Linked DNA regions of Mus musculus: region 2 is linked to region 1. A link is a loop called in an ENCODE intact Hi-C map of the cell type or tissue named here. Cell type or tissue: left cerebral cortex. All regions are shown on one strand. Region 1 overlaps Zfp318 (zinc finger protein 318). Region 2 holds the start of BE949265 (cDNA sequence BE949265).

Region 1 (2,500 bases):
TTTTCTCTCTTTTTCTTCCCCTAAATATCAGACCAGGGAACCAGCAGTTCTTAGCTACCCACCCCCACCCACCAACTCTGCCAACTGTTTAAACGGAATCACCTGTGGAAAAGGTAAAAACAAGTTAGCTCAAGTACTAGAAATGGATAAATAACAATTCAGGTACTCAAGGAATCAAGAGAGAGAGAAGCCTCACTTACACTCAGATGGTGTTTAATTATAGTAGGTCCCCTGAACTGAGCCCTGGGGATAGCATCTCCTTTGTTGTTAACTCTTGGCTCTTCAGAATGGGCTCCTGCCCTTTTGAGAATGTTTCATTTTCCAGCTTTGTAATGCAGATGGGAGCACAGAGGTTGGAGGGGAATGAGGGTGATAGAAGAAACAACAGAGGTCAGGATACCTACCTGTGTGTGCTTCTTATTGTGCATATGGGTGAAGAAGTCAAACATGGTCCCACAGGTGGTATTGCAGTCTTTGCACCAGTGACTGCCAGCATCATAATACTCATAAGCAGCAACAGGCTGGTCAGACTGCTTAACAGTTGGTTGGAGGCTTTCAGTAGAACTAGGGCTCTTAATACAGGACTTTTCATTCATTTTTGATTCCTAGAGAGAAAAACTATACTTAGAAAAAATTCAAGGCAGTCCAGATTTATCTACTTGCAAAAAAGCAGGTGGTCACACAATCATAGGAATCATGGCCACAGGAATCTCAATCACAGGAATTATGACCATATGTCTAGTGTGTAATATAAAAAGCTATATAAGATAGGGAGAACCTTAATAGAATCTATATCCAAAGACCAAGAAAATGAATTAGGCACTATAGCTCTTTCACATCAAGAATGTAATGACTGAGCTGGAGAGATGGCTTTTAAGACCACTAGCTGCTCTCATTGAGGACGAGGGATCAATTCCAGTAGCCACACGATGGCTCACAACGGCTTGTAACTCCTCTTCTGGCCTCTGGGGACACTGTATGCATGTGTACACAGATATACATGCAGGTAAAAATATCCATACACATTAAAAAAAAATCTTTAAATAAAAAAATACATAGCTACTTATATATCCTTTAGATATATATTTTAGAGAATTTTAGAGATATTTTAGAAAAATTTCTCTAAAAGAATATCAAGATCATATGAGGTCAGTGAGATGATCTGATTAAGTTTAAGCTGATGATCTGAGTTTGATTTCCAGAATCCATGTAACGAGGTTTGGTGTCATACATATGTAATCCCAGCCCTCATAAGGTGAGATGGGAGGTAGAGAGAGGAGACATGCCACACTCATGGGCACCAGGTAGCCTGTAAATCAAAGCACAGCAGAAACATCAAGAGAGAACCCACCTCAAAAACAAAGTGGAAGGAGAGAAGGGACTCCCCTAAAAGTTGTCCTCTTATCACCTCAAATGTGCTGCCACACACATACATACATAAATCAATGTAACTATGTATGTATATATACTACATATACATACATTATATACATACCTAAATATAATTATATGTGTATATATGTACATACACATATACACATATACATACATGCACATATATTATATACATAATGAAATAAATGTAATTATATATGTACATACATATACATTATATATATCATACACACAAACATATATATAATGCTTTTAAAGAGACTATTCAAGATTGTGGACAGATCTGACTGCCTTGGAGAAAAGCAGCTGGAGAGCACTGTGGAAAGGAACTGGAGAACAACCGTGGGAGGAGCCATTTCACTATACCCTTTAGTAGATGCTGAATATATTACCTATGCAAGCAAATATGTTAAATTTAAAAATCAAATGATGACTAGAAAGAGAAACATAATGTAGTCATTAAGAATATGAAGAAAATAAGTAATAAATCAAATCACTTTTCTTATGTGTCCTGGAAAGCCTGTGCTGCACATGGATAAAGCAGACAGTAATTTCTATGGAGTGACAGAAAGGAATAAGATCAAATATTCCTAAATTGCCTAAAAGTCACCAGTAGAAGTTAACACCTTTGAGTTAACAATTCTATTTTTTGGTGAGAGTTGATCCAGTCTCTGACTGTGAGAGCAAGCAGCCAGAAGCAGACTCCTTAATTCCAGGGGACCTAGAGCTAGAGCCTACAGCAATGGCCTGGGACCTAAAGGTGAAGATGCTGGGGGTAACAATTTCCTGGTGTCTGTGACTAACTCCATGATGGTGTCAGAACTGAAGAAGCAGATTGCCCAGAAGATTGGTGTGCCGGCTTTCCAGCAGCGCCTGGCCCACCAAAATGAAGTGCTCCAGGACAGTCTTACCCTTTCCAGGCTGGGTCTGGGTCCCAGCAACACAGTCATGCTAGTGGTACAGAACTGCAGTGACCCTCTGAGCATCCTGGTGAGGAACAAAAGGGGCCACAGCAACATATATGAGGTCTTTCTGACACAGACTGTAGACATGCTTAAGAAGAAGGTGTCCCAGCGGGAACAAGTCCATGAAGACCAATTCTGGC
Region 2 (2,500 bases), 680 kb after region 1:
TCCAAAACACCTATGCATTTTCTCATTTTGTATCTCATCAAACCTTTGTCCAATTAGCATGAGTACATGTCACCAAAGGGGGGCAATACAAGAATATGTAAAAATGCTTACTTACATTTTGGGGCATGGTTATGCACATCTTTGATCCTAACACTCGGAAGGCAGAGGCGTCAGATCTCTGAGTTTGAGGTCAGCCTGATCTACAGAGTGAGTTCCAGGACAGCCAGGTCTACACAGAGAAACCCTGTCTCAAAAAACAAACGAACAAAATCTTAAGTCACAAGTATGTATATACGCAGCTTTGTTTGTTTTTTTTTTTTTAATTGCTAGAACACAAAATCAAAAACACCTTGAGAAGTCGCTGGTCTAAACATGAAGTGGTGTTATATGGGGGTGGCTTGTCCAGTCCATCTTAGTATCTGTCCTGGAAAGGAGCAGGTGTCAGGGACAGAATGGAGACGAAACAAGTCCACCTGTAGACACTTCACAGATGAAGGGAACAGAAGCGTGGAGTGGGAGATTGCTCAGAGGAAGACATGGACAGGGAATGGCTCCCACTCACCCTGTGTCTACAACCTGCCTATGTATGACACCAGGCACCCCCAAGACCCCTCTTCCATCTACTGGGCTCATTTTGGATATCATCAACCATACTACTCCTAACCTTACAGGAAGCCTGCCTCAGCTTGACATCCTAGAATATTCCAGAAATCCATCTGTTGTGAGAAAAAGAATCTGGCTTCAGAGGACCCTGTCTTCCTCTAAGTGGGTAAGAGGTGCGAGCACTGGTTTTCTCATTGTAGCATGGGACTTGCTAGTCATGCCTATTGCACGGGGCTGCTGTGGATACTGGCTGGTCTGCTGTCTTCACAGGATCTGGCTTGCAGGGATTGGGGTGGGTCGTCTTGCCTCTGTGTGCAGCAGAATCTGTATACATCCCGAGACAGAGGAGAATGCAAACTGTTGAACATAAAATCTGAAGCGAGCCTCTTACCCAGGTCATCCGGGTCCCAGGAAGGTGTGTCACTTCAGACCCCTTCCCGCAGCAACTACCTGCCCCACCTAAGCAACTGTGGGGCAACCAACTCTCCAGAGGGGGGTTTGCAACCTGGAGGCCTAGCCTCACTTCAAGTATGAGCTGAGGCTGACACCTAGTGGTCATTTCTGTAACTGCGGGGCCCTTAGGCAAATCAGGTCAGCTTCTGCAGAGCCGCTCTGCCTGGCTCCAAAACACCAGCTGCTTTGGATAGGGGCATGATCTAGAAGCTTCTGCACTCCTGTCCCTGCTGTTATAGCCCCCACCCCAGACAGAAGCAGAAATAGTTATCCCTCCCCCCATGCTTACCTCTCCCTCTCGTCGGTATCACAAAGGGGAATGCAAGGCACAAAGAGGTGACCCGCTCCTCTCTGCCACATAGCTCCACACACAGATGAGATGAGAAGAGATGATACTCAACAAACAGGACAGCAGACAAGAAGTCTCCAGGGGACAGAGGAGAGCAAGAGGAAATGACCTGGCCTGGGCTTAGAAACTTCAAGTCCCAGCTTGTTGGGTGAGCTGCGTCCAGAGCCTGCCATTCACTGAGCCTCGGACTCTTTAACTGTGCCACAGGCCGAGTCTCAAGTTGGCTGACTGTGGCCATCCCCTGGGCAGGGTTTCTGGCCAGCCATGCTTGCCCAGTCCTGAGCAATAGGGAAATGAAAACCAGGCAGAGTAGGGCTAAGGCAGGCTTACCTTTCGAACTCTTTCTCAATGGTTCTTGGTAGAACCATCCTCAGAGCACTGGACTTCAGATTCCAGTGCCCTCAGAGTAACTCCCTGTCCCTAGGCTTCTCCAGAGAAACCACTTAACCTTTTGGCCTGGACCCATAGTGGTCTCCTCTCCTCCAGCCCCCCACCCCCTGGAGGACACCAGACAGCTCTTTCTAGGTGCCATAGCAGGCTTGGGCCTCCTTAGTCTCTGACCCCAGACCTGGCCCCTGGGGTCGGGGGGGGGGGGGTGGAGAGGCCACAAGGAGCTTAACCCCAACAGGATGAAGGCGCCATAATTAGGGTCAGGCGGTTGGCTGAGCCTGCGGAAATCTCCAGCTTAGTATGGATGGGGGCTCAACCTGAAGGGGGGTAAGAGCAGAAGTGAAGGGCCAGAAGAGGCCAGGCATGCAGAGATCCAAGGGCTTAGGCCCCAGCCATCCCCTGAACAAGCCGACTAGGGACAACTGAACACAGACCCCTTACTCTCCAAAGTGTCAACCCCGTGGAAGAAGGATGACCCAGACGATCCCGCCCCCGTCCCAGAGGTCCTGATTCTCCCTCAGGCTGGGATGCACCAGTATCAGCCCCTACCAGTGCCTTTGGCAGGGGGAGAGCCATGTGGGAAAGGCTGGCCCCTGCAATCCCAGGGCAGTCCAGGCCGGCCCTGTTTGTAATCTTAGCAAGGCATCACTTTCCACTGTGGAATGTAACACCCAGGAGATGAAGCAGGGCAGAGGAGGGCAAGCA

The links. Hi-C counts contacts between places; a loop is a spot of excess contacts. Peaks named below come from ENCODE experiments on the same cell type or tissue, not always from the same donor. Only the 100,000 strongest peaks of a DNase experiment are listed, where the experiment ranks them.
Region 2: a loop joins it to region 1, with 9 times the contacts of the local background. A loop is called at or near these places in 2 of 42 quality-filtered maps.

The regions. Positions count from the first base shown.
Region 1 is chr17:46,407,124-46,409,623 of GRCm38, reverse strand. It overlaps Zfp318 (zinc finger protein 318), which reads right to left. Exons shown (of 10, transcript NM_207671.4): 7 at 405-605. It also overlaps the pseudogene Gm9706. Among named protein-coding and RNA genes, the nearest start is that of Crip3, 21 kb to the left of the region's middle. In left cerebral cortex, a CTCF peak has its summit at 969; no DNase peak of the experiment used is centred here.
Region 2 is chr17:45,730,010-45,732,509 of GRCm38, reverse strand. BE949265 (cDNA sequence BE949265) reads right to left here and starts at 1,591. Exons shown (of 2, transcript NR_169044.1): 1 at 1,346-1,591; 2 at 292-927. It also overlaps a transcript of 1600014C23Rik not described here. In left cerebral cortex, a CTCF peak has its summit at 1,158 (motif pointing left); DNase peaks (open chromatin) are centred at 1,151 and 1,556.